Regions from separate parts of the Homo sapiens genome. Here region 1 is linked to region 2. The links are chromatin loops, found by intact Hi-C in ENCODE. Cell type or tissue: GM12878. All regions are shown on one strand. Each heading gives the region's core, and the rest is flanking DNA. Links, peaks and the distances in the headings are about the cores only.

What was found. Peaks named below come from ENCODE experiments on the same cell type or tissue, not always from the same donor. Only the 100,000 strongest peaks of a DNase experiment are listed, where the experiment ranks them.
Region 1: a loop joins it to region 2, with 2.0 times the contacts of the local background. A loop is called at or near these places in 2 of 110 quality-filtered maps.

The regions. Positions count from the first base shown.
Region 1 is chr14:68,654,360-68,670,657 of GRCh38, reverse strand. All of the region lies in intron 2 of RAD51B-AS1 (RAD51B antisense RNA 1), which reads left to right. It also overlaps a transcript of RAD51B not described here. Among named protein-coding and RNA genes, the nearest start is that of RAD51B-AS1, 23 kb to the left of the region's middle. RefSeq lists enhancers at 220-720, 721-1,221, 7,087-7,276 and a silencer at 12,446-12,574. In GM12878, for the core only: no CTCF peak of the experiment used is centred there; DNase peaks (open chromatin) are centred at 6,323 and 6,977; H3K4me3 peaks cover 913 bases; H3K27ac peaks cover 1,727 bases.
Region 2 is chr14:68,487,397-68,503,694 of GRCh38, reverse strand. It overlaps a transcript of RAD51B not described here. Among named protein-coding and RNA genes, the nearest start is that of RAD51B-AS1, 190 kb to the left of the region's middle. In GM12878, for the core only: no CTCF peak of the experiment used is centred there; a DNase peak (open chromatin) is centred at 7,774; H3K27ac peaks cover 1,212 bases.

The DNA of each region.
Region 1 (16,298 bases), core at 4,837-9,836, 170 kb before region 2:
TTAAAAGTAGCAAGTGGCCAGGAGGGCAAGGGCTGTGCAATGAGACAGAGGATGTGAGGGGTCAGGATGTGAGAGGAAAAGCCATTGCTGGGCATGGCTGGGGACTGGAGGCTCCCAGGGATGGGAACTATGGCAGCAGTTCTGGGCTTTTTCCACATCTGTCACCCTGGCCTAGTGCCCTCTCCTTGGATTCATGAGACCAAGAAGCAAATGTAAGGGAGGAAGGACTTTTCAGCAGAAATGCCCATAAAGAAAGACTTAGTCCCACCAGCTGAACTGCAGAGGGGTGGGCCGGGGGGCACTTGCCACTCTTCCCTGACTCCTAACCATGACTTTCTCACTCAAAAACCATCCATCTGTCCACTGTTCCACCAAGCCCCGGAGCCCCATGCTGATTTCCTTTTGGAAGAGCCCCAGCTCCCAGGGTGACCTCAGCAACAGCAGGGCCCACGGACGGTTCCAATCCCAAACTTCCCGTCACAAGGAAGGGTCGGCCTGGTCTGTGGAAGTTACAATAACATAGTGGCTGTTTATGAGCAAGAGCCCTCAATAAAGTCATCGGGACGGTTCTCTCGGCAGCGTGTCTAATCTTCTCTGGCTGCCATTCTGGGCGCTTGGCTCCTGATCTATTTTGGTCTCTCTCTTCTTTGACTCATTCTGGGACTTCCGTGCCATTAATCTGAGCCCCCCACCAGGGCCTGGTCCCACCAGCAGGCAGACAATTCAGAATTAGCTGCAGTCATGGTTGTCCAAACTGACAGGCAGGGAAACTGAGGCACAGCAGGTCGCAGGTCCTTGTCTCATCTCCCACAGTGACCCGGCAGCACAGCTGCCAGCAAGGCCCAGGGTTCTGGCTGGGGCTTTAGCTCTGGAGTTGTTACAGAAGGCCAGGGGCCATGTGAAATTTCACAAAGCTCTTACTGGGCCCCACTTGGTTACAAATCCCAGGGCTCTGCTACAAATGTGATTGTGATGGGAATGCAATGGGGGTGGGGAGTGTGTGTGTGTGTGTGTGTGTGTGTGTGTGTGTAAGTGGCGGGTTTGATAGTGTGTTTGAAAGCCTTGCATGCCTGGAATTTGACAAGCACGGAATAAAGACCAGAAAACCCAAAATAATGGGGAAGAAAGAACAAAGAGTCTTCCCAAAGCCATGGTTCAAGCTGTGGGCAAATGTCTTCCTGTTTCTCATCCAAAAGTCCCTGCCCCTAGGCCCAAGGGGCTGGCTGGGCTGGTTTGGCCAGTCCAGGGCCATTCTGCAGCCTCAGGCCTCTCTAGATGTGGCCTACGTGCTCTGGAGAGGGAAGCAGGGGAGGCAGGGAGGCAGTTAGGGCTTTAGACACTTTCTAGGTGCCTCAGGGGGCCTACATATTTCCTATGTAAAGTTCAGTCTGTTTGCAATTAGACTTCTCTTCTTTGCTTATTTCCGGAGGGATTATAAATAGTGAAATCAGCTTAATTTGGCTCTCTCTGAGATCAAGAGGCCACTGTTTCCAACAGTCTGAAAATACCAAGCAGTCCCACCCACATCCATGGGTCATGCCACGTGGCAGGCCTGGTAGGCTCTCCGTGATGAAGGAACTTTAAGTTGCATGAGTTTTCAACAGGTAAGACTCTTTCTGGACTCTAGCAAAGATATCGTCTTTTCAACTTCAACTAAAATAGAAAGAATCCAGCACTGTTTAGGTCTTGAAATCCTCTTTCTTTCCTTAATGAGCTCAAAGCTGTAAAAGGTCTTTCGGGAAAACCCATCTTGGTTCAATTACTTTACCAGTTTTAGACTTTTCTTGGGGATTTGGGCACAGAGAAGATCCTGAGCTGCTTCAGACATGCAGATGCTGCCCCTGACTTGTCACCTTCAGCACAGCAGGTGTCTGAGGTCATTTAACCAGCGATTGGGAGAGATGTCACGGATCAGCGTGCCTGGGGGTGCAGGAGAACAGCCCGCCATCTGTGAGATGACTCGGGCGGCAGAGGGGAGCCATGGATCATAATTCCTTTATGCTCTACCTTAGTCAGAATGGGAATGGCTACTGCTGTAGTGACAAATAGATCCCCATGTCTCAATGGTTATGCCACCTGAAATGTGGCTTCAAGATTGCTGCCATCACAGACAGAGCTGGAGGGCTGCTGTGATGCTTTTAAAGACAAGCCTTGAAAGTGGCTGACATGACTCTGTCCACATCCGTTTGGCCAGGATCTAGTCATATGGCCTCCACCTAACGGCAGGGGAGGCCGGGAAGTGGAGTGGAATGCGTGGTTTTCGATGAGCAGGTATCATCTGGGGCTTTGACCTGGAGTCATCAGCCACAGGCCCTGAAGCCTAATGAAGGTCCTCAGACAAAACTCTCATGAGGCTGTGGACAGAGTGGTGCTGAGGACTGACAGAACTTGCTGATTTGCCATCCCACCATCCCCTGCTGGCACAGATGCCCCCAGGAATGTGGCTGCTTCGAGGAAGTATCCTGGAGGGTGACCCCAGGGTTGATGTCAAGATGGAGCCTTTAGCAGGTAACTGGGGAGAAGAAAAATGAGCACCTGGGTATTCATTGAAGCAGATATTTCCCAGACCCTCAGCAGCCAGGGGTGAGGCCCTTTCATGGACAGCACAAGGATTGGTAATCACTTGTTTCCCAGCAGACCCAGGCCAGGGAAGTGCTTCTTTACATCTGCCTCAGATGAGGATCTCCCACAGGCCTCACAACGGGGAAAATGCTTTCTCCTGCTGGAGTTACCTTACTGAAGGCTGATCTGCCTTCAGTTAGGTCTGTGGATACATCCTTAGTTTTTGGGGATCCACGGGGCAGGGTGTAAGTGTTTTTCTGGCATGGTAGCTGGGAGGAGAATTCCTCAAACAGTGAAAAGTAAACCAATGGAGATATAATAAATAAGAGCTGACTTACATACTTTAACCACAACAGAAATAGTAAAGCATTCTGTCCAGACTGAATTGAGCAATCATCATTAATTTTCTTCCATCTGGGAACTAACAGAGCTTTGTCAAGGGTTCATTATTTGCAGTGTCTACCTTAGTGTTGGCCTGGGAATCCAAAGCTGAACCCTCACTAATATATGGAGGAGCATGGGGGAATATTGGCTCCAGCTGGATGTAATGGTTAATTTTATGTGTCAACTTGGCTAGGCTATGGTGCCCAGCTATTTGGTCAAATACTTGTCTAGATGTTTCTGTGAAGGTAGTTTTTATATTTGATTTACAATAAAGTCAACATTTACAACCAGCTGACTTTAAGCAAAGCAGAGAAACTGCCAAAATAGGTGTGGACTTCATTAATCAGTTGAAGGCCTGAAGAGCAAAGGCTGAGGTTTCCTGAAGAAGAAGGAATTCTGCCTCCAGACTGCAACAGAAATTCTGCCTGAGTTTCAGAAATTCTGTCTGAGTTTCCAGCCTTTGGACTCAAGGCTGAAGCATCAACTCTTACTTGCTCTCCAGTCCACCTAACTTCCTGCAAAATTTCAGATTTGCCACCTCCCTCCACCGCCGTCACATACGTCAATTCCCTTAAATCCATCTCTCTCCATCTCGTCTATAGCTACATCTCTCTAGATACATCTACATTAGTCAGAATGTGAAAGGTTATGCTGCTGTGGCAAATAAACCCCTGCATCTCAGTGGTTATGTCACCTGAAACACGTGACTTCAGGATTGCTGTCATCAGGGAAGAGAGAGCTGGAGGGTTGCTGAGTTGCTTTAAAAGGCCAACCCTGAAAGAGGCAGACATCACTTCTGTCCACATCTACATATGTATATCCATATCTAATCTATCTCTATATATAGAGGGAGATCCTGTTGGTTCTGTTTCTCTGGAGAACCTTTATAATACACTGGGGGAAAAGCAGATTAAATTAGAGAAAGTAATTTCATGATGAGTAAATATTTTTATTATTTCATAGGAAAAGGGAGTAAATAATAGGGAAATAGAAATTGTGATGATATAAATAAGGGAGTTTCACTATAGCAGTAATACTTATTACTATGTTAAGCATACCAAGAGGGGTGTAACAAAAACGAAACTCAATAGAAATGGTCTGGTTGTTTAATAATTTCATTTCCAAAGACATGATGCTTGCTGATGGAACTTCCTGCCTGGGGTTCACCCTCTTCCTGTCTGAGGACCTCCCAGTACTGCTCTCCTCACATTTAAGTATGTGATATGCCTCTGTCTGTGCCCCTGAGCAATAGATTGTGCTTGCAAAGTACAGATCTATTGCTGGCCCTGTCTCCTTTCTCTTAGTTCCATTTACACTTAGGAATGTATTTTTAAACAATAGCTGTAAACTACGGCTCTTTGGTTGCCAGGGACAGAAAGTCATCTCAAACTGCTTTAGCAAAGGGGAAATCCAATGGCCCATGCAACAAAAAGATCCAGAATTAGGGCCAGCATCAGATATAAATTGATTCAGGGATAAAATAATGTGTTATCAGGACTTGGGTACTCTCCATCTCTCAGCTCTCCTCTCTGCTATGCTGGCTTCAGAGTCAGGTTTCATGTGACAGAAAAATCTCTCAGCTCTACTCTCTGCTATGCTGGCTTCAGAGTCAGGTTTCATGTGACAGAAAAATGACAGCAATTCCAGCTCTATACCTCTCAGATTTCAGGTTCAAGGGGGAAAGAGTGAGTCCCCTTCCCAGAAGTCCTAGGGAAGACCTTAAGGTATCTCATTGGCTCTGATTGATCAGATGTCCATTCCTAAACCAATCACTATGCCCAAGAGAATCTAATGCTCTGATTGGCTTAGGCCTGGGTCCTGTGCTTCACCCTGAGTTGGGGGTAAAGTTGGCTGCACTGAAATCTCATGGACTGAGAGCAGGGCATGGTGTGGGATTCCCCAAGAAACAGGGGCATGGGTACCAGAAGAGAGTGGACGGGTGCTGATGGAGTAAGGTCACTTAAATAAGAAAGCTTAAACATTCATAATCTAGCCATTCGTGGAAAAGCACCTCTAGGGGCAGTACCAATGTGAAGTTTTCATCATTCTTTTGGCTGCCCCATGATCCCTTTCCATATGTGTTTGGTATAATCACCACTGCCAGGGCCATACAGTCCTATTAGTAAAGCGTCTTCCCTTGAGTTCTTCTCCTGACACCAGCTCTAATACCAGTGTCTTCCCTCCAGAGCCTGATTATAGACACAGTTTGGGATGGGTTGGGGGAAGTATATTTCTGATAAAGTGATGTTTCCACTTCACACATATGACTAATAGGGAACTTGGCCAGGAATAACTTTTTATACAGTTTTGGAAACCCTGGCCTAAACCATAAATCATAAGATGAAGCTCGATCCTTGTCTTTTAACTTAAAACTCAATATCCTGCCTGAAGGGCAGAGCAACAGAGGAGCCTGAGATAGAGTACCCAATGGCGTCATCCCACTGGGATAGCCCCCAGGCCTGTGACGAGGTCACCTTCCCATGGCATTGCCCTCCGGGGCCAGGCAGAAAGCCTGAGCTTGGCCCCTCACTCCATTCTCCTTGCTGTCTTGCCAACAAAAGCCTTAAAAGTCATGGAAACATCTCTGGTTTTCTAAGTCAAGAGATTCCAACAACAGAGGTCAAAGAGTCACATGGGAGTATGTGAAAGGGCAGATATATCTGGGCAGGAAGATGCTTACCCTTGGTGCATTATGTGAGTAGGGGAAGAAAGGGGCTGAAAGGACAGAAGGAACATGGCAGGGCTTAGGGCTCTCAGGAGAGAGAAATAGGAGTGGGGCACATTGGCAGAAGAGGCTGAGAAGAGGAGTTTCTCTCCCTGGTTGAGAATCCAGGGCATTTTTGTCATGGATTTCCATTAGGAGTCACATCCAGAAAACTGCCAAGCTTCTGACCCAGGAGATAGAGGATAAGAGGGCACAAGATGGCCCAGAGGATGAGTGGACACATTGATAGTTGAGTGGTAAAGGCTCAGGAGTAAGGATTGGGGTTGGAGCAGCAAATAAGCACATATGAACCCAATGTGATCAAATGCTAGCATGACAGAGTAGGTGGGAGATTCACTGGCAGCAAATAGGTATCCCGGGGTGAGGAAAGAGGGAATTGTGCTCTCTTTTCCAGCAGGGAGAGCTGTATTCCTCCATCTTGGCAGAAATTCCAGCTTTCACAGGGCCCAGATCTTTGGGGAAACTTGTTTTGCCCTATATCAGCTAAAAATAGTCGGGTGAAATGCGACTGACCAGAGAACCTTTAACCTCTTTCAGATTTAGCTTTTGGACAAAGTTAAGAGACTCTCTTCTGAGCTTATTTTGGTAAGAATATCATTGTGGGCGGGGGTGGATGTGGTGGGGAGAAGCTCTGTAAGGGCAGAGGTTAAAAGGTGCCACATTTTCTTAGTTTGAATCAGTAGGAATCATCCTTGGTGGTTGGGGGACTCTAAGATTATGTAGAAAAGAGATAGGGGAAAGGTGTCAGAAAGAATGTAACTACAGCCTCCTAGAGTAGTCTTTGCTAAAAAATTATGTTGACAATAAGTGATAGAATTGACTGCCTCTCTAGCTAATAAAATAACAGCAACAACAATGCTTATTTTTTCTTACTCCTGTTTGGGCAGGATTTGGGCAGATTACCTGAGGTCCAAATTCCCTGGTGGACATAAACAGGAAAACCTTGAAGCTTATTGCTAGCGTATTCTAGCACCAAAGCAATACCCTCAATGGTTAGAGTCTGTCTTAATAATAATCAGAATAACACATTTATCAAGTGCTTATAATGCACCTGATGCTAAATTTAATGTTTCACAAATATAATCACATAAAATCCTGACAAAGAATTTGTGAGAGGGGACTACTGCTCCCATTTTACAGAAGAGAAAGCAGAGGCTCAGAGAAGTTCAGTAACTATAGCTGGAAAGCGGTGGAAATCAAGTTCAATCCTGGTTAGTTAGACCACAAATTCCGTGCCTTTAACTCTTATGCTATTCTCACCAACACCTACACTCCCTCCCACGTCTAGCACTGTTAGGCCTAAGTCTTTAGGCAATGACTCAAAATATGAGTGTATTGGTCAGCGTTCTGGCAGGAGACAGACGGCACACTCAAATGGGGTAATTGAGCAGAATTTAGAAATGTCACTACTTACAAGTTATGCGTAAAGCTAAAGGAAGCTAACAAGGAAAGATGAAGCCCTCCAGGGCTAGCAGCGGGGGGAGCCTGAAGGGTAAAGGGGGCGAAGTGAAAGAGAAAGTATCTGGAGGAGAGAGCCATTCATCAGGGGCTATGGCCTTAGATACAGGGGCAGTGGAGAGACACAGCCAAGCAAGGGCCCATTACAGTAGAACCAGGAGGATAAATAAATATCTTGACCTTGTCCCACCCATCTCTCTCTCTCTCTCTCTCTCTCTTTGTTTTTGAGATGGAGTCTCACTCTGTCACCCAGGCTGGAGCACAGTGGCTAGATCTCAACTCACTGCAACCTCAACCCTGCTGGTTTCAAGCAACTCTCCTGCCTCAGCCTCCTGAGTAGCTGGGATTATAGGTGCGCACCACCACGCCTAGCTAATTTTTTGTATTTTTAGTAGAGATAGAATTTCACCATGTTGGCCAGGCTGGTCTCAAACTCCGGACCTCAGGTGATCCACCCACCTTGGCTTCCCACAGTGCTGGGATTACAGGGGTGACCCACCACGCCTGGCCCCACCCTCCTGTCTCTTGCTGGTGCCTCCCACTGGCAGAACCCAACTGAAGCCAGAGGGCAAGGGTGCCCAGTAATGCGGTCCACAAGGTCAGCTTCCTGGGGTACAGAGCAGTGGGGAGGAGGATGGGGTGGCTGTGGAGGGGCAAATGGAGATGCCCAGCATAATGAATTAACACGTACAGCTGTCTGAAGGCTTCTGCTTTGAACTCAGGGTTAATTTCTCTCATCTACAAGGAAAGGGATGGCTTATGAAGGCTTAGGAAAGAAAGTGATGATCGTTAGGAATCAGCATGGATTTACCAAGAAAAAAGATGACTACTCACTGTACTTTTTTGGAGGGAGGAGACAGGATTCCTAAGTTGGTAGCACATGGCATTGTGGTAGGCAGCAGAGCAGACAGCTCATGGCTCTCTTGAGAACAAGGAGGGCTGGAGACAGTGTCACTGGGACAGCTGGGGATGTGCTGAGTGGCCCTAAAGCTGCTAACAAACAGATGGATGTCAGCCTGCTGGGTGGTTCCATCCGTGTCCCAGAATCTCCCATGACCGTTCTGTTTCAACAGTTCTATTAGAGACTAGGAAGAACTTTCAGAGGCAGCTGACATCTTGGATAACAGAATTAGAATCTCCTAAGATCCCAAAACAGTTTGGATTCATGGTGGCTGAATGTAACAAGATGAAATATAATAGGATTAATGTACATCTGGAACCTTGGGGCTAAACAAATGGAATTTTATACATGCCCGGGATGGGGCAGGTGTGAAAGACTCAGGGGTGTGTGTTGACTGTAAAGTCGACGTGAATCAACCTGAACAGTTACCAAGAAAATTGGTGTCATCTTAGGTGACATTAACTGAAGAAGAGTGTTGAAGATGAGGGAGGTATTTCTCCTGCTGGCCTCTTTACTGGTCTGTCCCACTTGGAATGCCACTGCACTGCTTTTAAAGGAGAAGCAAAATGCAATGGATCGCATTTGCTGACAGCCATGGGGATGGGGGAGGGGACTGAGAGTGTGTCACACGAGAATGTGTGAAGGAAAAGCAGAAGAGATAAATAAGAGAGCTGGCAAATAAAAGAGAGGTTCTCAAGTGTCTGGAAGGTAGTCATGTTGAAGAGCCTTGTTGGTGGAGGACAGAAAGAGAGTACAAAGACCACTGGGTGATGGCTAACTGGGCCAGCCTAGAGCACAACCTGCTGGCAGTCAGAGTGGGACGTGAGGTGGTGAGTTGGCTTCCCTTAGAGATGTTCGCACCCAGGGCTGTTGGAGAAGAGACCTCTACCGGGCATGAAAAGGAGGGCGTGTTGTCTCAAAGGATCTCTGTTGAATTCCAATGCCTGGCCACATGAATATGTTTGCATGCCACGCCCCCTTCATGCTAACACTTCCTTGGGCATACCAACCCATGATGGAGTGCATCCGCTCATAGTTTTCAAACTTTGGAGCATCCAGCATTCTCCTTTAAGTGACCTTTGGGAATCTATGGAGATGCAGATTTCCCCAGCATCACAGAAGGAACCAGGGCTTTGGGGTCTGGCAGATCTGGGATTGAATTTCCCCCGGGCCACTTCTGGCTGTAAGATCTCAAACAAGTCACATTTGGCATCATCAACCCCTGGTGCAGACCCCTGGCAGGCACCAGGGATTCCAGCGCGTGCAGCAACAGCAACAGACATGGTTCCTGCCCTCAGGAGGCTTACTGCTCTGGTCTGTCTCCTGTTCTGTAAAGCGGGAATAATTTCTCCTGTTCTGCAGTGTGTTTGTGGAATATGTGGGAATCTCAGAGTTGGTTCCCTTTCCGTTCCTTTCCTTGCAAGGAGCACAAAACTATAGTCATTCACGGGAAACCACGGATACTCAGAAACCCTCAAGGGCCCTTGTGTGAAATCTGTCCCCCTCTTTCCTTTCAAAAAGGTTGCTGACATCAGGCCTGCCTGTCACTGCTTCCTAAATGGCTGGCCTTCCTCTGTGGCTGCAGCTCCGCTCAAGCCACCCATTCACTGACTTTCCCCTGAAGGCTCTAGGGGACTTTCCCCTGGAGACACTATACGCGATTTGGTGACATGTTGATGGCAGATGTGGGACAGCCACTCTTTCTTAGCAAGCAGGACTCCCTCATTTTGGTGGTCCTGGGTTTTGATCCTGCAGAGTTCTCAATGTTTTGGCTGGGTGAGAAGTCGGCCAGTTTCAGAATTCACTTATCAGCTGGAAACAAGTGGCTCTTCCTACCCATCTTTCAAGGTTCAGCCCAAACACCGCCCCCTCTGGGAGCATTGCCTAGTTTCTCCCCTTCCCCTAAACATTCTGTGCCGCATAACCAAGGACTGTCAAGGACTGGTCTCATTTCCTGTGTGTTCCCACTTTACAGAACAGGAGACAGATCAGAACAGTAGCTCCCTGAGGGCAGGAGCAGTGTCTGTTGCCGCATGCTCTGGAACCCCGTGTCTGCCCAGGCTCTGCACCAGGAGCTGATTCGGTCTCCCAACTACAGTGTAAATCCTCAAGGGCAAGACCAGGTCCTCTGATTCTCTGAATCCATCAGAATGTTTAGCTCCATTTTGGGGAGATAGTAGATGCCCAATAAAAGCTTGCTATTGGATTCTTATCCAAGCTTCTCACAAATCCCTTTTTAAAGTGAAGAGCAGAAAGACTAAGCATTTATTCATTCAACCAGCATATTTTGCAAAAATCTCAAATCCACGATTCACAAACTAAAAGCTACTCAGCAGCACGTCTCACGTGTCCAGCCCGGTATTTTTCTGCTTTTTGTTTTTAATTAGTGCAAATATTTTTAAAAACAGGATACTTTATACAGAACTCTGGATTTCTAGGCTGTCTTAAATACCCAGCTGAAACTGAGTGGTGGTGCCCCCTTTAGATGGGCCAGCCTTCTTCAAGTCAGGGCAGTGCTCACCTGGCTTTGCTCCTGTGGGTTACTGCCAGCCCCCATTGGCATTTGAGTTCGTAATCCATGGCTTATTCGTTTAAAAGCTACTGACATCAATAGGAATCTCACAGAACAGTGAACTCAGAGACACCTGATTTCCTTGGTTTATTTCTTGACCCACTGTAGGAGGTGCCAACCCCCACCAGCTCAAGATTCTTTCCCCCGCATGCACCCTAATGCCCATTGCAGGTGTCAGCATCTCTTGTCAGTCCTACTGATGCCTCCATTGGCAGCAGGCTGAGCGTCCTTGCCCCAGAACTTTTGGGGAGTGCTAAGGTGGGCAGGTGTGTTCCCTGGCAGGGCATGGCTCCAGATTGGGCCCATAGGGCCCCAGCAGCTGCCGTCCATGTGTCGCTTCCCAGGCAGAGGGAGGGCGTCTGGGGAGACCACCCACTCAAGGGCTGGGCTGCCTCTCCAGAATCTCCTTTCAAAGACACCCTGGGAAGCGACCCTTGGCTTGCCCCGGTGCAGTGTCCTGAGGTTGCCCAGGCTCTCAGGGCAGTCGGGACCCTCCCAAGGTCCTGTTTCCTGCCCTCTGCAGGCCCAGATTTCAAAGCTGTCAATTCACTCCTCCTTTCCCTCCTACCCGCCTCCCGCCCTCTTCTCCTCCCCAACATTCTTTGCTTCTTGTTTATATTGCAGAAAACATCTGCGAGAGTAAATGACTGAGATGAAAGATCTTGGCAAAGGGCTATTTTTCTTTGCTTGGCTTAAAGGGGGACAGATGAAGACTTTAGCCTCATCCTCGCCTTCCCCAGCGTGACTCCCTCCCCCAGCTTCCAGAGAGGAGAGAAATGGGATCTGAATGAAGACAGACCAGAAGGTGGCCCAGCCGGCCCCAGGGCCTCACGTCCCCAGGCAGGGGAGATTGTTTTTCCTGTGGAACAGGCTGGCCTGGAGGAAAAGGCTCCGTGGGTGGAGAGGAGGGGTGCAGATTAGCATGCTTCTGCAGGGCTTTCCCCCAGCGCTGTCCACTCTCTGCCCTCCCTCCAGGCCACACGGTCACCCTTGCCAGCAGCAGACCTTTGTCTTGGGCTTGGTGGCATGTTATGGAGGAGAGACCATCCCGCCAGCCTTTCCTCCCTCCCGCCCCTCTCTCCTGAGTGGTTGTGCTGTGCAGGGAGTGACATCCTGGGCTGTACAGCCTCTCTCTTACTCCAGGGAGCTGTGTGGCTTTAGACAAGTTAATAACTTCTTGGGTCCTCAGTTTCTCCCTTTGTAAACTGGGGATAAATATACCTGCTTCACAGAGTTGTAGTGAGGATGAAATGATGTAACAATGCATGCTCCACACAAAATCAGGCACTTAATAAATGGTGATGACAATGGTGTTGATGATCAGGAGGACGAGGATGATGATGATCTGGTGGGGTGTGGGGCAGAAGGCAGGGAGAACCCTGAGGCAGAGTCTCTAGGTGACTTTCTGTAGGTGACTGAACCTCCATGTTTCCCTCTGTGGATGGAGTGTAGTTCATTCCGTCCTATTCCTTGTAGAGGGATTGTGAAGTAGGGCTGAGTGATTACACTTGGTGCAGATGAGATGAAGGGGTGATGGGGAAACCAAGCTTCACTATCCTTGGCACTATGACGGCTGTTTTCCTCTGTGACTCTTGGCTGCCCTGGCACTTGCCAGCTCTCCTGCCTGGCCATTGTCACCAGGGGGCACGGGCCAGTGGCCCTCATCATCTGAATGAGCCCCTGTTGCCATGCACCATGAGGACAGGTCTGTCAGTGCTGCCCAGGGCTGAGTGTCCTGAGCCCCAGATTCTCGGTCCGGGCAGCCCCCACTGACATGGCACTGGTAGCACCAAGGTTTCCAGGGTGGCTGGCTCAGAGGCTCCCACAGAGCAAGGCCAGGGACGTGGCTGTCCTCAGAGAGCAGCTGGGGAGCTCTCCCCACCCCATCTCACCTGCCAACCCAGCCCAGAGCTCCCTCTTTTTCATGGTCCCTGGTGCTCCTGTCGGAGTTGTGCAGTGGCGATGCGCTTCTTGGCAAGGGCAGGGCCAGATCTTAGGAAGACCTCAGTGCCTGGGCCAAGGCAAGGAGCTGTCACTCAGGCAAATAATGAGCAGATTTTTACCAGGTGGGACAGGTAAGTTCTGATTCAGGTGTAGGAGGAAGAAAGTCAGCTCATGGGCAGCAGCTTAGGAGGAAAACAGCTGGCAGCTGAGCTCCAGGGCAGGAGATGTCCTCTTATCCCATCTTTGTCCAGCCTGGGTCCACCAGGCTCACCAAATGAATCTAGGGATGTCTGTTTATGAAGCATGAAGCTGATGAGCACAGAGCAGAAGGTCCAAGCCTGACAACCTGTCCTGGCACTTCTGGACCTGCTCTGTCAAATCCTCCACACACTAAGGAGAAACAACCTTTTCCTGCCTGCAGGCTTCCTTCAGTACACACATAGGAAGAAAAAGCCTGGATCAATCTAGCCCTCCTAGACACAGATGCCTGAAGCCACCAGACTGATCTCTGCAGGGGCCGAGGCAGCAGTCCTAATAGATGGACTATCAGCTCCTATGAGCTGGACCCTGGGCCTTGGCCCCCCACCAGGCTCACTTAGTATATTATTCAGCTCTACATTTAATGATGGGGAGGCTGGTGCAGTGGCTCACACCTGTAATCCCAGCACTTTGGGAAGCCAAGGTGGGAGGATTACTTGAAGCCTGGAGGTCGAGACCAGTCTGGGCAATATAGCGAGATCCTGTCTTTACAAAAAAATTTTGTTAAATGACGGGGAAACTGAGTCTCAAGAGGTCAAGCAGCATGCCCTAGCCATGAAGTGCTAAGTTTCAGCTGCAGCGTCAGGATTTGAACCTAGATCTCTGTGGCTCCAAAGCCTCAGCATTCCCCCCACCGCGAGACCTACAATGTCCAATATGGATATCACTAGCCACATGTGGCTATTTAAACTTAGGTAAAGGTTCTGTTTCTCAGTCACACCAGCTCCATCTCAGTGCTCAATAGTCACATATGGCTAGTGGCTGTCCTACTGGACAGTGCAACTCTAGAACATTCCATCTTTGTAGAAACTTCTATGTAGAAAGTCAAAGGCAGCACTATGACTAGGTTGTACTGAGGCTCTTTCCTGTTTTAACCAGGCTGCTTAAACCCTTTTATTCAGCTGCAAACTCATCTAGTCTCTGACATACACCCTGTCCTCTCTCCCTGTCTATCCTCAAAGAGAGGGTGGTAGTTCTTGATCCCGCATAGTGAATGGGAACAGTGTGGAGCAGAGGGGACAAGTGACCCATGGGGGCTGGGAGCCAGGAGCTCAGCCCGGTCCTCTCTGCCATGCTGCACCTTCCTTGCTGTGTCTGTGAAAAATTGGGGCCTGGCTGGTCCTCTCAGGGGTGGGGGACCTGGGGGCCTAACTCAGTCACCCGCCCAGGCAGGCCCAAAGGTCACACTGCCGGCCTGCGGTCGCCTTTTCAATTATAGGACCCTGAGAGCGAGCTCTGGGCCAGAGCGCAGGAGAAAGGGGCTCTGTGTGGGAGTCCCGGAGCTGCTCTGCACCCCTCACAGAGGCCAGCTCTGTGTAGTACTGCCCAGAGAGGCTGGGAGGGGTGGCAATCTCTGGCAGCACACAGCAGCCTCCCTGTTCTGATACAGGCTCCTGCATGTTAGGCCTCAGTCCTCAGTTACCCCATTGAGAAAAGGGGGAGAAGAATCTGAGAGCTGGACAAAGGTTTTATATTTTGGGATTCTGTGCACAAATCTTACTTGAGTTTCTCAGCTGCCCTAGGAGGTAGGCAGGATACCTATAGTCATCTCTGTGGGTGGGCTGAGATGACCAGGCTCAAGAGAACCCTGCCCCAGATTGTCCAGCTAGATGGCAGCAGAGGAGGAGGCTGCCTGCTGCCAGGTGAGCAGGGTCCAGGCTTTTCAAAGTCACTGACAGTGCTCAAATCTGGTTTTGCCCAGCCCGAGCCCCTTGTACATGGTGCTGTCAATGCCTGCCATTCCTGTGGGTTCTCCTGGCTCCTGCAGGACAGGGACTGTGTTCTGCTCCTTGCTAAAAGCCAGCACCTGGACCATGCCTGGCTCTTAGAAGGCCCTCAGCAGATATCAGATGGATGGATGAATGGCTGTGGTTGAATGTGGGCAGAATGCTTGGGACAGCAGTGTCACCTGGTTCCTGTCTGCTGTGAGGCAGTTACTTGTCTCAGAGAAAATAGGGAGATGGTAGAGGCTGGGAAATTATAGTCTCGATTTCCTCCTTAGCCAGCCACTAGCAACAGAGAGAAAAGACCCCGCCGATCTGTAAGATGGAAGCTGGTGTTCCTCACGTCCCACCTCTTAGGGCCGGTTTCCAGCTCCTCCCTGCCCTCTTGGCCATGGCTGCTGGAAGCCAGAGGCCCACTCTGGGGGCTGACTTCCGAGATGTATGCCAGAGTGCCCCGCGGGTGGGCGTCCCTGGCAGGCCCTGGCTGTGCAGAGGCTGTAACTGGAGCAAGAGCTGTGTGTCAGAGGGTACACGGCTGCACAAGAAGACCTCAGCCAGGATGAACTAAATCTGCCCATCTCCCCCACACGCCTGCCCTCTCCCCCGACCTGAGCAGGTTTGCAATTCATCCGCCGTCCTCAGATGCTGTTCCTGCTATCAGATGATGAAAATGGAGATTCATCTTGAAGAAAGAAAGAAGTAGCTCGCTTCCCCCACACCCCGTCTATTTGAGCCCCTCCCCTCCCCCATCACCATGTGTTCCTGAAACCTGGGGCTGTTCCAAGTCCTAAATGTGCTGGAAAGTATAACCCTGAGCAGCTGTGAACCTGCTCAGGCTGCCGTGGCCCGGGGTGAATCAGAAACCAAGAGATAGGCTAGCTAACAATGCAGCCCCTTGTTCCTGCATTGAGAGAGAGAGAGATCACCATCAGCACCGGGCTCCTGAGAGTGGGGGCAGCTAGCTGGCGCACACACATACACACACACACACACACACACTCACCATTTGCCTCCTGGCACAACCCACTCACCTAGCCCACCCAGTGTAGGTGTGCTGGGGAAAGGTGTTACATAGCAGGCCTGAGACCATCATGACTGCCTGGTGGGGCCAGCCTCTCTCTAAGGTGTCTCCATCCCAGCCTCCTACTCCCTCCTTTCACTCTAACTTACCTGGGAAGGCAGGGGGGGAGGGAGCTGGAGGGGAGGGCTTGCATGAAGCCAAATGGAGTGGGATTGTCTTGAGGTTTTCCATTGGGCTGGGGAGCATGAACGGCAGTGGGATGCACAGCCAAAGCGGGTTCTTGGAGCCTGAGAGGGTTTGGGAAAGCCTGTTTACAGGAACCAGACACCCTGAAAAAAATAACTTGCAGGCAAGTTTTGAAGCAGGCCTGGTCATGGAGCTGGCAGCCACTCAAGGCCGCGGTAGAGTTGGGGGCCTTCCTATCAGGCCTGATTACAACTGCTCACGATCCTCACCAACTGCAGGCAGGAAGTGCCAAGCACCCACGGGGGTCTAAACCACCCACAGAAACAGCCCTGTTCACACGCACCACATCCTGGGAGATGGGGCGGGGAGTTCTCTTCCCATCACAAATGGAGAAACTGAGGCTCAGGGCCATCTGCCTGCCAGGCACTGACAGCGACAAAATTAGCAGCTCATGTCCTTAATGCAATTCCTAAAGGGGGTGGGGGGTTCTGTCCACCAGACATCTCCCATGAGCCTGATCTAAAAGCAAACAAGGAGGGATGAGCAGAAACACACCCTGACGT
Region 2 (16,298 bases), core at 5,423-10,422:
AAGGCAGGGCAGGGCTGAAACAAGTAGGAAAGGTTGTGAACTTTGGAGCCAGGCTGCCTGAGGGTTGAATTCCAGCTGACACTTCCATATGGGTCCTTGGAGAGCCTCTCGTCACCTCTCTGAATCTCTGTTTGTCACCTGGAAAATGGAGATAACCCCATTCATCTCCCAGGGTAAGGTAATAAAAAGATAGAAATCTAGTGAGTGGTGGGTAGGCGCTCAGTGAGGCCTTGCCGCCTTCTCTGTAGCATCAGCCTCTGGAGGAGGGGGAAGGGAGATGCCTCCTCCTCAGCTGTTTCTCCTCCCTGAGGCCCTCTGTCTACTCCTAAAGGCTTGTCCATCCATTTTGGAAAGAATGTCAGCCGGTTAAACCAGTGCTTCTGAAATGTTCTCATGTCAATTTCTCCCATGCTCCTGGGCGGCTCATTTCCTCCACACACACCCTCCTCCACCAAAATACCTCCAAGGCCTCCCCATCATTACGCCCTCCACCCTCCCTCCAAATCCATTCCCAAGGAGGAGAGAAGAGCTTTCCTATTCTTTTGAGAGAGCACACAGTGGAAGTGGCTTTGCTTTGTTGTCTCCACTTCAGAAAAGATCAAACTGCAGGCTCCATGAAGTGTCAGTCCTCCAAAGGAGCTTCAGGTCAGAGGGAGGAGGGGTGAGGCCAGGCAGGGTAGGCTGAGGCTGTCCCAGAGGGACCAGTCCAGGCAGAACCAACACAGCCTTCCAAGATGCCCTCGCAGGGGCCCACATCACCCTGGATCTAGCCTGAAAGATGCCCCCTAGAATGTTCCCTGGCAGATATGGCTGTCCTGTCTGAGAGAACCACGATAAAGGAGTCCACACAGGATCCTGTCCTTTTCTAAATGAGGATTCTTGTCTCCCAGGTTCCCAGGGAGGACAGCGGATGCAAGGGAGCCCTTGAATAGGCACCGCAGAGGCCAACACACTTTAAATTAAGCTTCCGATGCTTAGAAGGGGCCACAGCTTCCCACAAATCCCCTGGTGCATGCAGCTTTGAGGCAGTGTTCAGTCCGTCTGTTCTTTTAGAAGTGCGCCTTGGAAGCCAGGAGTTATTTGTTTCCGAAAGGTAGGCACTCATCAGGTGGGTGGTCTTTGCATTTTTTGTGTGCTTTGATTCCCTCCCTTTTCTTTTCAGGACTATTGAGGGGTTTATTTTTCCCTCTCCCAGCAGTGCTTGGGGGTTTGGCTGCAATGTGCATCTGTGTTGGGTTTTCCCACAGGGCCCTGCAAAGGCAGCCCTGTTGCCTTCAGAAAGTCCCGGGCGGCCCGTGGGGGGAGTCGGAACTGCAGCTGTGCGCCCCCCTCCCTTCTGCAGCAGGCTTTGATCAGTTTTCGTAGGGGCTGAGTGCAGCCTGACCTCCCATCTCCAGCGTCTCTCAGGTGGAAAGTTCTGTTCAGCCTGTCTGTGGCTTCAAAGGCTCTCCCTCCTTCAGGCTGGGATGAGACTGATAATGGTTCTCATTCTGTTGTCGTGTGATCTCCCAGCAGCCCCCATCTTTCCATTGACAGGCTTTTACTTATTTGGTTGGGCTGCTTTGGCCAAACTCAAACCACCTTTCTGGTTGAGGAAGCACATTGACGTCCCCTCCCATTGAGGCTCCTTTGATGGCTCAGACGTGGCCTTCCAGCCCAGATAAAGGTGACCGGGCTGTGGCAGCCAGGCACCTGGCGAATCAGCATCTGGGCATTGGGCAGGGCAGAGGACTGTGTGAGCCTGCAAGTCTGTGAAGAGGAACACTCGGCTCCGCCCTTTCTACCTTTGAAGGCTAAGGCAAGTCGCTGCTTTCTGCTCTAGTTCCTTGCAGGAATCCAGCAGTGGTGGCCGATGTCACAGCCCACCCCATGCCTGTGCCTGAACCTGGGCTGCACATAGGCAAGGCCAAAGCCCTGACATTGACAACATTTCCAAAGAACTTGAGCCATTCACTATCTTGAGAAGTGGGCACCGGGCCAGCTGAGCTTGGGCAGTTCCTGTTCTGGCCCATTATTTCCAACGGTTGTGGCCTTACAGCCTTAGTTCTCAGTCCAAGGGGTTAACATCAGCTACCTCAGCTGCTCCAGGGCCTACTTCCGGCTCCAGCCTCAAAGTGCTGCTGACCCTGTGCTTGGGCCTTCCAGCCCCCCATGGTGTGTAAAAGGACAGGGCTGGACATCTAAGGTAGCTGTCAGCGAGTTTGCACAGGGGTTGCTGCCTCACCAAAGCTCCATGGGGCCTTGGCTGCAGCTCATCACTCCTCATGATGTGGATGGGGTTAGGCTGCACGTTGCCCTTTGGTTTCCTCATATTTAAAATAAGGTGGCCAAGGGCAACAGGAGCGGTCAGGAGAGCATCCTTCTTCCTCAGTCTGATAGCATAGTCTCTTCCTTCCTTTTGATCATATTCAAAACAACTGCAATAGAACAATAAGTCTGGGAGGAGGCCAGAGGGGGATTTATTATGCTGTTGTGCTGTGGCACAGCCTTGCCTGACTTTATCTTGCACTGAGGTCTGCATGGGAGGAAATCTGCAGGCCTGTGGATTGTCTCTCTGAAGCCGAACTCCCTCCAACCTGAAATCTGGGAGGGCAGGGGAGATGCTGCCATGTTGGCCACACCCCAGCATGAACCATGGCAAGAGGGAAACCAGCCCAGATCTCCCAAAACTCTGAAAACATGACTGTGAGAGGCACAGGGACCCCAAACAGTCAGAGCCCACCTGGGTTTAGCCCTATAAGAGGGGACTCCAGAAACTGAGTTTGCCCCAGGACAGGAGATCCCCAGAGCTCTTCTTAACAGCCAGTGTCCTCTCTTCCCATTCCAGCAGGAGAGGGAGTTGTGTGGGGAGGTGCCTCTATTTGTGGCAAAGCAGGGAAAGCTCAGCAGTGGACTGTCAGCTTCTCACACCAGAGAGACCATGTGGCAGGGGGTTCTTCTCTTTTCCCAACAAGGCTGAGAGCGAAGAAAGGACCTTAGAGCCCTGGAGCTGAGAGAAAGTTGATTTGTCCCAGTTTTGACTTTATCTCCCCCTGAATGCAAATGTTTTGACATCCATCTGCTGTTAGCAGGACCCACCAGGTCATCTCAGCAACCTTCATTTCAATCAACCCATCACTCCAACCCTCACTGACAAAGAAACTCTAATGCCAGTGCTGCTAGTAAAATACATACATCAATAAATAAATCCTTTCTCATCTGACAGCTGGGTGCTACGGGCTGCTGGCCCGACCATCTCTGTGGGTCTTGAGCCTTCTGTAATACTGTGGCTTAAGCACAGGCAAACCTGGGGCCAAGGTCTGGCTCCACCAGCATTTGCCAAATGACCTTGAGCAGATTCCATTACCTCCCAGAGCCTCAGTTTCCTCATCTGTAAGATGGGGATGAGAATAGCAACCATGTAGGATTGTTTCGAGGATTAAATGGGATAATGTATGTGACATACTTAGCACATGTTAAACATTCTATAGAGTGTGGTCATTATTACTACCACTATTTCAAATAGATGTGAGGATCTGATTGAACTTCCTTGGTCCTTAGTAGTGTCCTCAGGTGAACCATGAGCTCCGATCTCTGCCATGAGAAGTTAATGTATGAGGAACGCAAGAGGGAAGAGACTCCACAGCACAACGTTTAGGAAAGTTCACCTCAGACCCCAGCAGCAAGTCCAGGGGCTGAACTCAGTTTTCTAGACGACCAGATTCTCTCTCTCTCCAGTCATTTCATCTCTCTGGGCAACCTGACTGCATTAGTTTTCTAGGGCTGCAGCAACAAAGTGTCACAAACAGAGTGGCCTAAAACCACAGAAATGTATTCTCTATAGTCCTGGCAGCCAGAAGCCCCACATCAAGGTGTCTGCAGGGCCAGGCTCCCTCTGAAGGCTCTTGGGGAGACCTCTTCCTCGCCTCTTCCAGATTCCGGTGGCTCCAGGTGTTCCTTGGCTTGGGGCTGCTTAACTCCAGTCTCTGCCTCCGTAGTCACACTGCCTCCTCCTCTTTGTGACTGTCCTCCTCTGTGTCTCTTATCAGGATGCTTGTCATTAGATTTAGGGCCCACCTGGGTAGTTCAGGATGATCTCATCTCAACATCCTTAATTACCTCTGCAAAGACCGTTTATACAAATCAGGCCATATTTACACGTTCTGGGGGTAAGGACATGGACGTATCTTTTTGGGAGCCACCATTTAACCTACTGCATCCACTAACCCTGCAAAATATCACATTGGATTATGACTAAAAAGTCAGGATAAGACCTCTCACCTGGGGTGGGTGAGGGGCTCACTCCTCTCCATGGTAACATCAGTGCTTCTTTGCTTAGTCTCAAGGAGGGGTCATGATCCACCACCTTCAAAGAAAAATCTAGCTCTTCATTCTTTACTCATTGGCAGGGAGTGAAAACAAGTTCTTTCCGCTTAGTAAGAAACATTGCATCCAATGGGGGACTCAAGTCTGTGCTGAGTCCCAGGGCTTCCTGTTCTTAGTTGGATATGTTGGGATTTCAAAACCCATTGTGCCCCTTAGGCTTACGAGTGCAAAAACTCACATGTGATGAGCCCCCTTCTGGCAAAGCCCCACCAGAAACATCATTCTCTCAGTGCTGAAACCCTTCACCTTCTCCTCTTCTTGCCAACCTCCAGAGGCCCCACACTCACTGAAAAGGGGGCACAACTCTCTTTTCTCAAAGGCCTCCTCTAGCCTTGCTCTCTGACCCCTGTTGTCTATTTCCTCCTTCAGCCCCTTATTCAACCATAGAGATCCATGTGTCATAGGAAAGACATTGCCCAGGGGTTCCCAGTCCCCTGCTGGGAAGGGCTTTCCTCCAAAATTGCTGACAGTTAAGCTACCAGACGGCAAGGGAAGACAGATTATAATACAATGCATTTTTTGTTTCTTCCAATCAAATAATACTTCTATATACATTTAGTATACGTCTCAGCTCCTTCCAGGTGGTTTTAAGAAAAAAGCCAGTGTTATGCCCTTTCCCTCTGATGAGTCTAATTGCATGGGGCTCTGGTGGTGGCCCTGCTTTGCCCTTCAAGAGCATCTATGAATAACTTTGTGTTTGTAGGTTTCTTTTTAAAGGTGTTCCTCCTATTTCTGGCTCACAGATGTTGACAAGTAGCATGTGTAGAGTTCAGTCTGCACAAATCTGGGAGCTCTGAACACTAGATCCTATATTCACAGAGTCCCCCACCACTGGAACCTGGCTAGGGGTAGGAAAGTCACCGTAACCCTACAGTCCTGTGGAAAGGGTAGAGTAGTGGGGACTAACTGGAAAGAAGTGAAAATAAGACAAAGTAGCCAGTGGAATCTCCAGTCTGCCCCTTGCTTAGCTATGGAGAGCACAGCAAGATGATGGGTGAAGTCCACTGCTTCTCTGAACCATCTTTCAACTTGTCTGCTGAGGGTCCACTTTCTCTCCTTTCTCTGCCTGCATGTTTGTGAAAAATTTGTGTCTTCACGTGGAGACTATGAGTTTTGTGTGCATGGAACAGAGCCCTCTAGAAGGGTCTTGTGCCACTTTAAAATGTGACTCCCAAAAAATCTGACCTGTGCTCATACATTGCTGATGGAAATACAAAATGATTCAGCCATGTGGAGAATAGTATTGCAGTTCTTCAAAAAGTTAAACATAGAATCACCATATGTCAAGTAAATCCACTCCTAGGTACATACCTTAAAAAATTGAAAATAGGTTTCAAATAAATACATGTGTATGCAAGTTCATAGCAGTACAATATTCACAATAGTTGAAGGGTGGAACCAGCCCAAATGACCACTGACGGATGAATGAATGAACAAAATGCAGTATATCCTGACAATGCAATATTATTCAGCCATAAAAAGAATGAAGTACTGATGCACGCTACACCATGGAGGAGACTTGAAAACATACTAGTGAAAGAAGACAGACACTATATGATTCCATTTATATGAAATATCCAGAATAGGTAAAGCCATAGCAACAAAGTAGATTGGTGGGTTTCCAGGAGCTGGGAGGAGGGGGAAATAGGAACACTTGCATAATGGTTATGGGTCTTGCTTTTGGGGTGATGAAAATATTTGGAACTAGACAGAGATGCTGGTTGCACATCATGATATCTAGTTGCCACGGAATTGTTTACTTTAAAATGGTTAATTTCATCTTATATAAATTTCACCTCCATCAAAATGAAATATTTTAGAAAGAGAAAGTTAAAAAAAAAAAACCTATGTGTTCCACGAACACAACCCAACCCTTGCTCTCATTCCCATTTCCTGTTCCCTGTGTGCCCATTGTCAGTGCCATGGTATCAAATCAGTGCCCATTGTCAGTGCCATGGTATCAAATCAGCTTATGATGCAGATTACTGTTGGGCTTGTTCTTGATCCTACTTGTGAGATACATCCTCTAGAATTCCATGACTTAAGCTGAGTCTACACAGTAGCAACCAAATGTTTTAGCAGAGAACGATGGGTGTTTCACCACAAGACTCTTTCCCAATATTTTGTTTCTGTGGCAGAAAAGCGGATTTTTCTTGGCAAGATGAACAGGTTTGCACATTTATCTGTCTCTAGGAATTTCCATAGGCTGCAAGAAGAAAAAGAACATGAGTGTCAAGATACCTAGAAAAAGATGTTGAAGGCTTGCATAAAGCCTACTGAGGCTAAAACTGTTGTTTATTGAAGTTATGGGGAAAAAAGTTCATGCCCCCATTCTGTTTGTTCCAACCTCATTTGAAGAGTTGAGAGAGAACTTGTAGTTTCGTGCTTCTAGAACAGAAAAGATTTGGAATTTCAAAGAGAAAAATGCCCATAGGGAGAACTGGGGACATGGAGATGCCCTGTGTTAACTAGGGCAGAAAGTTGTAGTCTGTTGATGGAACTGTCATTTACTCATGCACCTGAACCCTTGAAGTCATTCATGAGGGTGGAAATCAGCTTCTTCCAAGCTCCTGTTAATGTTGATATTTTGACCTCCTCCTATGAATCACGAATGTTCTTAATGGAATTCATTCATTCACTGCATATGGTCCTGCCATGCGCCAGAAGGCAATAGGCCAGGCCACTGGATGGAGAAGACCCCATCCCTGCCTTGCTGCATAAGCAGCTCAGTGAAAAAGCCAGGCAGACATACCAGGAACATCACAGCCATACGGCAAGTGCTCAGACAGAGGTATCAGGCCATGGGAGCACCAAGGAGTCACTGCATCTGGGCCCTGTCAGAGGTGGGGACAGTGGACCCCAGTGTTAAAGGAAGATGGTGACAGGAGACCAGCATTACAGGCAAGTAAGCACAGCATCCACATTGGCCCAGAGGCATGGACACAGGTGGCATATCTGGGGAACACTGCTGCAGAGAGGAGAGGAGGGAATATGGCTACAAGAGGAGAGGAGGCTGCCGGGGCAAGTTGGGGCCAGGCTGGAAAGGGTCTTACATTTGACCCATTTTTTCCGGTGACTTTTTCCTTTTTATAGGAACAACAGCCAAATATTTGTCATAAATCATTTTCCTTCATCCTGTCAGTAGCCCCCTTTTACCGATGAATACACTGAGGTTCAAAAAGGTTAAGTAATTCCAAAGAGGGATGGACACATCACCGTTTGTGCATGTTTGACACACTGTTTGTCAATGACTGAGTGGTTACTGCTGGGGGAAGGCAGGATGGAAGGATGGGACCAAAAGGACAAAGGCGGCTTTAATTGCATCAGTAACATTTCATTTCTTAAGCTGGGTTTCGGTACATGGATGCTCTTTGTGCCTTTTTGTGTGAAATTTTCATAATGACTCTTAAAGCCACTGGACTTGCGTGTTAGGGCAGCATCTTTGCTTGAAAGGAGGCAGTGTCTGAGGCTGAGGGTCCCTTGAGAACACAGGGGCAGCCCTTAATATCCAAATGCTTGATGGGTTTTTCACTGTGGTTAAGAGGTAAGTCACTATTTATTCCACCTAGTCAAGGCCTCAGAGCTGACACTTCTACAGAAAAAGCAGGACAGACAGGTTTGATTCTCCTGGTTCCCTTGAGCAGGAACTGAATGTTTCCCATCTAGGGGCATATGAGCAGAGAGGAAGGGGTCTGAGCCCCACAGTGTGTCGTCAGTTACCACTTCTACGCGCTTGGCAGCCCGTGCTTCGAGTTCCTTTTCAACTGCGTTTCCCTTCAAGTTAACACTGCTTCCTCCGCTAGAGCATCCTGCCCCTCCAGCCTAGCCCTGAGAAGGAGACCCAGCCCCCTGCCTTCCTGGCATGCAGAACTTAAAACAAGAGCTCTCTGCCATCGGACATCCTTACCATTTCCAGCTATTGAGTATAATCAGGTGTGCCAGGATCTGATTTCAAAGCCAAAAGCAAAGGGGCTCGGAGGAATCCTCTCTCGGTTGCGCCAGTGGAAGACAAAGGGGTCTGAACAAACAGGATGCACTGAGAGCTGTAGAGAGCACTCCCCAGCAAGTGGGGTGGGCAGGATGCAGGGTTGGAATAGTTGACCTGTAAGCCTGGGTGTTGGCATGTGAGGCAGTCATGCCCAGGAGAAGCAAGGCAGGGCATGAACAGATGCTGATTCATCTGACAGCCTCTCTGGATGGTTCCTGGTAGACAGTCATGCTCTTCCAGGGCCCAGGGAGTTATATAATCTCTGCCTGAATAGAAGATCCCGACTCTGGCCGTTCACCTTGCAGAGAATGCTGACATTTCTAGAAATCAGAGAAAACCCACTATGCCTTGTAGGGCAGATGAGCAGTACTCAGGAATCTACAAGCGAGTCAGAACTGATGCGCTGTGGAGCTGGAGAAGACCCACTGGTTGCACCCCAATGTCTGGGTCCTGATGGATCCATTTTTTTCTGTCCCTGTTTCTATCTCTTATCACATACTCTGCTTGCTGGGCTTGGGAACCTACATCTAGTAAACTTTCCCGATCATTAACTGGATAAAGAGTTAAAAGTCATTCCAGAGAACACGACCCTTCTTGGGAGGCTATAGTCCGAGGGAAAATTTCAGTATTTCCTTTCTCTTTCTCACTGCCCTCATTTTTATATGGCAGGAATTGGAGATGAAAACAAATGTAACAAACCCGACTTGAAGGCAAACAAAGATCATCAAAGGCAACAAGAATAGGAAGCAGCTTACAGTGGAAAGAAAGTGCCCATCTAGACTGACGCCTCACTGATGGTGAAACTTAGTGGTGCTGCCCCAGTTCACCGTCTTTCAGAGATAGCCTTGTTGGTGTTTTCAACCGGGGGTGCTTGGAGTATTGCCCACAGACACCTCTGACTGTTAGAGTGCCTCGGGGAATGCTCCTGGCATTTTCTGGATGAGGCTGCAAGTACAAATGTCCTCCAGTACACAGGATAGTCACAAAACCGAAGAACTACCCCCACCCTTTTTCTAATAGAGCAGTACTGGTGAAATTGGTCATTTTTTTTTTTTTTTTTTTGAGACGGAATCTCACTCTGTCGCCCAGGCTGGAGTGCAATGGCGTGACCTCAGCTCACTACAACCTCTGCCTCCCAGGTTCAAGGGATTCTCCTGCCTCAGTCTCCTGAGTAGCTGGGATTACAGGCATGTGCCACCATGCCCAGATAATTTTTTTTTGTATTTTTAGTAGAGACAGGGTTTCACCATGTTGGCCAGGCTGGTCTCAAACTCCTGACCTCAACTGATCCGCCTCCCTCGGCCTCCCATAGTGCTGGGATTACAGGCATGAGCCACTGCGTCCAGCCAGAATTGGTCATTTCTGACACTCAGCTGAACCTCGAGCTCCTCCAACCTGGAGCCTTTGAACATGAAACCTATAGAGAGAGTCTCTGAAAAGAATCCAATTCTAAAGGCCACTGTTGGTTCTAGATGAAATAAAAAGCACACAGAAAATGAAAACCCGCCTGACATCTATAGTTCATCAATTGCCTTTAGAGGCAACTCTTATACAAACTCCAAAATTCCCAAGAGAAATTCTAACCTGGCATAAAGCATTGGGAGATTTATGGATATGCTTTCTCCCAGGGCTAGAGTTCTGGGAACCGGAGACTCAGAGGCTGCCTCTCGGCTTCTATAAAATAGGTCTGGGACATACATTAGGTTGTTTTGTCCCCATACAGTGTAAATAGCTGACGCGTGACACTTCAGCAATGGCTAAAAAATAAAATCCGAGCTAATCGTGGGTATATGGAAAGCACAACAAATGTGCAAGTTGCAAATGATTTCTATCTATGTAAAATGGCAACATGATTGGGGCTCTTCTTTAGTATGGCCAGGGTGGAAGCTGAGTATGAGGTCCTTGGGGGAATTCTAACTACATGAAATTGAGTAACTAGGGCTGTTTTTTTCTTGGAGGGAGCAGGGAGAAACCAGCAGATACCATCCAGATTTTTCTTAAAAGGAGAGACTTGATGAATCCATCATTCTACTCATAAGCAAATGCCTTTCACAAAGAATGTGAATTCTAGTGAGATTTTGAGCACAAAGCTGCAATGTCTTTGAGAACTTGATTTATGATTCAAGATGAACTGCAGCTAACTCTGGGGTCATTCGGCCGGGGGGATGGGAAGGGCAGACCCATTAATCAAAAGGTAGCAGGGGACCCCTCCAGGTGAGCCAAATGCACAAAGGGAGGAAGTGAGTCCAGGTGGAGAAAGAGACCCCTCCCCTCATCTCCGGTGTCGCTGGGAGACAGCTCTGCTTCAGGGAAGCTCGGAGGGATGCTAATGTACATTCTCTCAAAGGATCAGAGAGGCTGCAGCTTGTCTGAGAAGAATTTAAATCCTGGCTCTGATCACGAGCTGTATGACATTAAGCAAGCTATCTAAATCTGAATCTTGGGCCCTTCCAAGATGGGGATAATGGTACTTGCCTCAGAGGGTTGTTAGGGAAATAAGCAGGCATTTACTGAGTACTTAATACATGCCAGGCTTGGTATGAGGTCCTGGAGAGACAATGGTAGAAGGGTTGACAGTTTCATGAAATCACTTCTATAGTTCACTAGGCACAGACACTGCCTATCATTTGGTAGCTGCTCAACAAATGTTACTTCCCTTCCCCTTATAATCTGTACCACTAGGCACCTGCTATGTGCAAGCTATTGTGTAGGCCCTTGGACCTGACATCAAGTAGCAATTTGTAACTTCAAAACTGGTTTCACACACAAGAACAAATGTCAGCAGTTTTTGCACTTGCTCGTAGAGAGATAGCAGGAGGGATTTTGAGCTCACAAATCCCTTCAGTTGTAGCAGCCCTTCTTTTATTGATGTTATATCCTGGACTTCTAAGAAAGATCCAACCTATTTATTGCAGGTCATTAATATACCTGACACTGCTCTAGGTGCTTAAGAAAAAAATGAATAAATCAAAGACGGCTGCCCTCCAGGGCTTATATGGTAGCAGAGAAGACACAGAATGAAGGGTAAACATTGTGAGCTATTGATTATTTATTACCTTGTATAGCGATAAGTACTTTGGGAAAATATAAGTAGAGCAGGATGGGGGTAAGCAGAGCGGGTTGCAATTTTAAGTGGGTCAGTCTCATAGAGAAGGTGATATTTTAGCAAAAACTTAAAGGTGAGGGAGTCATCCATTATGTGAGGAAAGGAGGTGAGGGAGTCAGCTATGGTACTCTGGAGAAAAGGGTTCCAGCAAGGGTTCAGAAGTGCAAAGGCTCTAAGGTGAAAGCCTGCCTGTGAGAGGGTTCAGCTAGGAGGCAGTGTGGCTGCAACAGGTGAGCAAGCGAGGAGCTGTGAGAGGCGAAGAAGCAGGTGCCGCTGGAATCGGTGGGGCTTTCTAGGCCTGTGGAAGGACTCCACTTTCACTCTGAGTGAAAAAGCGTTACTTGAGAGTTTTGAGCAGACGAATGGCATGATCTGATTTATGTCTTAAAACTGGAGAGGAGGTCATAGACTCAGGCTTAGGCCTTCCATGAAGGTTGGAAAACCAATCATTTATCTACCCTGTCATCTTCACAGGCCCCCTGGCATGAAGATTAGGCAGATTATTTCTATTCCCATTTTACAAACTGGGGAATTGGGACTCGGGAAGGCTATGGGCATTCTCTGAGGGCCCAGAGCTGGAAGGTGGTAGGCTGGGGACTGAATTCTTGCAGTGCCCCCCCACTTGGACTAAGACGGGTTTCTGGACACTAGGAGCTGTCTGCTCCACAGTGTCCATGGGCTTTCATGCATCCTTGAGGATTGTTTTGGTGTAGAGAAAAGACCAACTGGGGCTACTTTGGTTTTTGAAATTAATATTTATTACATGTTGTTACATGTTGAAAAAACTCAGTTTTCTTTTAGGCTTTAAAGTGCATCTTATAAATCTTATTACATTCTAGTTATAAATCGTAAATGGTCAGTGACAGTTTGTGGATGATGTCCTCACATTTCAAAAGATCCTTCCTTACCTTATGCCTCAATAACGAACATGATGCGTTGCACCTAGTATATCCCACATCATATATCTCAGAGTCAATCACAACAGAAAGGAGGAGGAAGGGCGGCTGCGGGCCTGGGGTTGGAGTGCAACTTGGCCAGGCACTAATCCATGACCAGGGCTGGGGCTCCAGGCCTCAGGGTCTGTGGAGTGGGCTTACTGGCAGGCACTGGCCACTGGGCAGGGTGCCTTAGGAAGGACATTGGAGAGGCATCCAAATGTAGGAAGAAAGGGAATGTTTTCCCTTTCTCTATCTCCTAGCTCCCTTTTTATCCATAACTCTGGAGAAAAATTTGTGACTACAAAGTTGTAGGCTAGTTTTGCTTCTACCATGTTAATGAGCAGAGGCTCCAGGGGCAGTTTGACAGTGTAAGGCCCCTCTGAGGAGGCCTCCCATTGCTTATCTCAGCCTTTTTCTAACTCCCCGCTCTCCCCTTGGCCTCTCCAAGGTCCATCTTTCTCTCTGCTGTCCTTCCTGCAGTGTTCCTCCCTGCCCCTCCCTTCTTTTGGCCTTGGGAGCTCTCCACCCTTCCCCTCTCAACGTTTTCCCTCCATACCCCACGCTCTTTGTTGCTGAATTCAAGGTTCTCAATACAATAAAGCTTTGATGATTTGCCCCAATTGAGAAGGAGTGTCAGCTTAAATTAATGTGGAGTCTGAATAATAGAATTTTAAAGCAAAGTTTAGTTGCTTTCATGTTGTTAAGACATCCTTTCCAGAGAGAAGAGTTAGCATTTAAATGCAGTAATAGTTGATGTTGAGAAATGGGGCAATATGTCTTAGAGAATCTTTTCAAATAATCTACCAGAAACGAATCACTTATAATTAGCATATACTTTCTTTGAATCGGAGTGTTTCTGCCTTTAAAACCTTTCAATTTTAGTGACCAACATTTTTTAAATCACTGATTTTATCAGACTTCTCTCAGATCCACAAGTTTCAACCCCTGAGTTCTTCATGGCAGAGACATTTCCACATTGAAAGTCTCTCTAGAAATTTTTAATTTTCAATGACATAAGCAATACATGAATATATTCTCTTTGCAAAAGAATTGATACTTTAAAAATAAATTAAAATCACATAAATAATAAAATCATTTCTGTTATCCCATTTATATTACTTTCTTTAAGGTGCTAACAATGTATTCTCCATAACAAACCATTCTGCACAGAAGTCCCTTCTCCAGGGTCCTATCCAAAAGGCAACCATCCACACTTGATTGGATCTTACAAGTTTAAAAAATAAGTAGAGGCTGCGGTAGTTACGGCTCTCAGCTTCCCAGTCTGTCTTTATTCTGCAATTCTCCCCACTTCTCTACCACATCTCTGCATGTTCCATTCACATATATCTGCCAGGAAAACTCACCAAGTGAAGCACATCTGCCAAATGTAATAATTAGGAAATCTAGATAAGGGCATTTGGGTGTTCATTATATTATTTTCTTTACTTTTCTGAATGTTGAAATTTATCATAATTGAAAAAAGAAAGAAAAAGAAAAACTCACCAAATTCTAAGAACAACAAAACAGCAAATGACCCTGAGAAGAATAAAGGACTGGTTCTAGTTACTGCTATTTTCCTCTTCCTACAGAGTCCCAGCCCTGCACTGGGAAAGGCTGTGCCTCATCTGTGGGAATAGGAACATAGAAATGCCTGGTGTATTTCTTAGCAATGTGTCTACTTTTTCAAGCTCTTTCACAGTTGTTCTTTTACTTGCACAACAAGCCTTTAGGGGGTAAAAAAGGCAAGTGGGTTTCCCCCATTTTACAGAAATGGTATTATTGGAAACCAAGAGATTTCATGATACTAGCTAATAATACCAGCTCACAGTTACTGCTTTCTTACTAGGCAGCAGGCATTGTTCTAGGTACTTACATGCATTAAATAATTTTAACCTTATAATAACTCTAAGAATTATATGCATAATTGCCTGAGATCACAAAGCTAGTAAGTGGTGGATTGCAGTATGAACCCAGGCAGTCTACTCATGAGCCTAAACTCACAAGCATCTATATCTTCATGTGATAACATTACAGATGCCTTTCTAGCATCCCAAGAGTTGAAATCTGGCAGCCTCCAGGGTGCATTCGGACTACAAGAGCATTCATTTGGCTTATACAATATTTTATAATTTTTGAATTTCAAGATTTAAAGAAAAATTTAATAAAAAAAAAAAAAGTTAGCCAGGCGTGGTGGCGTGCGCCTGTAATCCCAGCTACTTGGGAGGCTGAGGCAGGAGAATTGCTTGAACCTGGGAGGTGGAGGTTGTGGTGAGCTGAGATTGCGCCATTGCACTCCGCCTTGGGCAACAAGAGTGAAACTCCATCTCAAAAAATAAATAAATAAAATAAAAATAGTGAAAAAATTTATCTGAAAACCCAGATTTCTGGCTTCCCTTGTAAAATCCGACATTCTGGCAACATGAGGTCAGCATCCCACAAGATAACAATTGTCTAGAGCTGAGACTGTGAAAGAGAAATTTTTCATGACAGTTGTTAAAGACTTTAAGTAAGACATTATTCAAGAAGGAACACTGCAATGGGGTTTTGCAGCCTTGGAGAGAGATGGGCTCAACTCCGAATACAACAAGGAAAAGTGATAATGTGTAGCCAAAGAGCAGGGTGGATGTCAGTGGATGAAAAATTACTAAGAAGAAACACCAAGGCTAGGGGGATTCCCGCTAAACTGACATGGCAGGATTCTTACTGAAGGCAGGCAAGGGTGATAGGGTATTAAGGGTGGGGGCTGAGGAATTTGATTAGGTACTGAGGGTGATCAAATACAAAGGGTGGGGAATTTTCACTCAATTGACTTAGCAGGATTCTTGCTAAAACTGGACTAAGCAAGCCAAGGACAGAGCCCAAGGTTGGGGCCTAGTCAGAAAGAGGACTCAGAGGAGCCTGACTCAAGTTTGGTCAGAATGAGAGTCTTTGTCAGTAACTGGTGCCCCTTTATATACGGTAGGCTCTCTCTAATCTGTCAGTCCCTACAACTGCCTATTATTGCACCTGGCCTCTTTTTGCAACTCTTTTTACCTGTCTGGCATGCACATTTGAGTTTGTAAGCCCTGTATTATTGAAAAAAAAAAAAAAAAAAAAAAGACAAACCCTAAAGAAACAGAACGTAATTTCTGTCCTGGTGCCATCAACACACTGCCAAAGCCATTTATTCATTCATTTGTCTTTCCATGTAATAACCATCCATTCATGTATCCATCCACCCACGTTTTCATTCTTCCTGTCTCATGCACCCTCCCCACCTAGCTTAGCAATTCTCAAACTGCATAGTCATACTTGCATTTCTTGGCCAGCATCTACTTTTTTCCCAATCAGATAAGAAGGGCAAGATCAGAGGATAAGGGATGTTCTGTGAGGAAAACAGTTATGGTAGGTGTTATGAACTGAGCTGTGTCCCCTCAAAATTCATATGTGAAGTGCTAACCTCCAGTGAGATTGTATTTGGAGATAAGGCCTTTAAAAGAAGGTAATTAATGAGCAGGCATGGTGGCTCACACCTGTAATCCAACACTTTGAGAGGCCCAGTCAGGCAGATTACCTCTGGTCAGGAGTTCAAGACCAGCCTGGCTAACATTGCAAAACCCCATCTTTACTAAAAATACAAAAATTAACCAGGTGTGGTGGCACATGCTTGTAGTCCCAGCTACTCGGGAGGCTGAGGCAGGAGAATTGCTTGAACCTGGGAGGTGGAGACTGCAGTGAGTCAAGATTGTGCCACTGCACCCCAGCCTGGGCAACAGAGTGAGACTTAACTCAAAAAAAAAAAGAAAAAAAAGTAATGAATTGTACATCATGATCAACAACCAAAAATAAAACAAAAGGATGTAATTAAGGTTAAACAAGGTCATAAATATGAGGTCCTAGCCTCATGGTGACCTCAAACCAA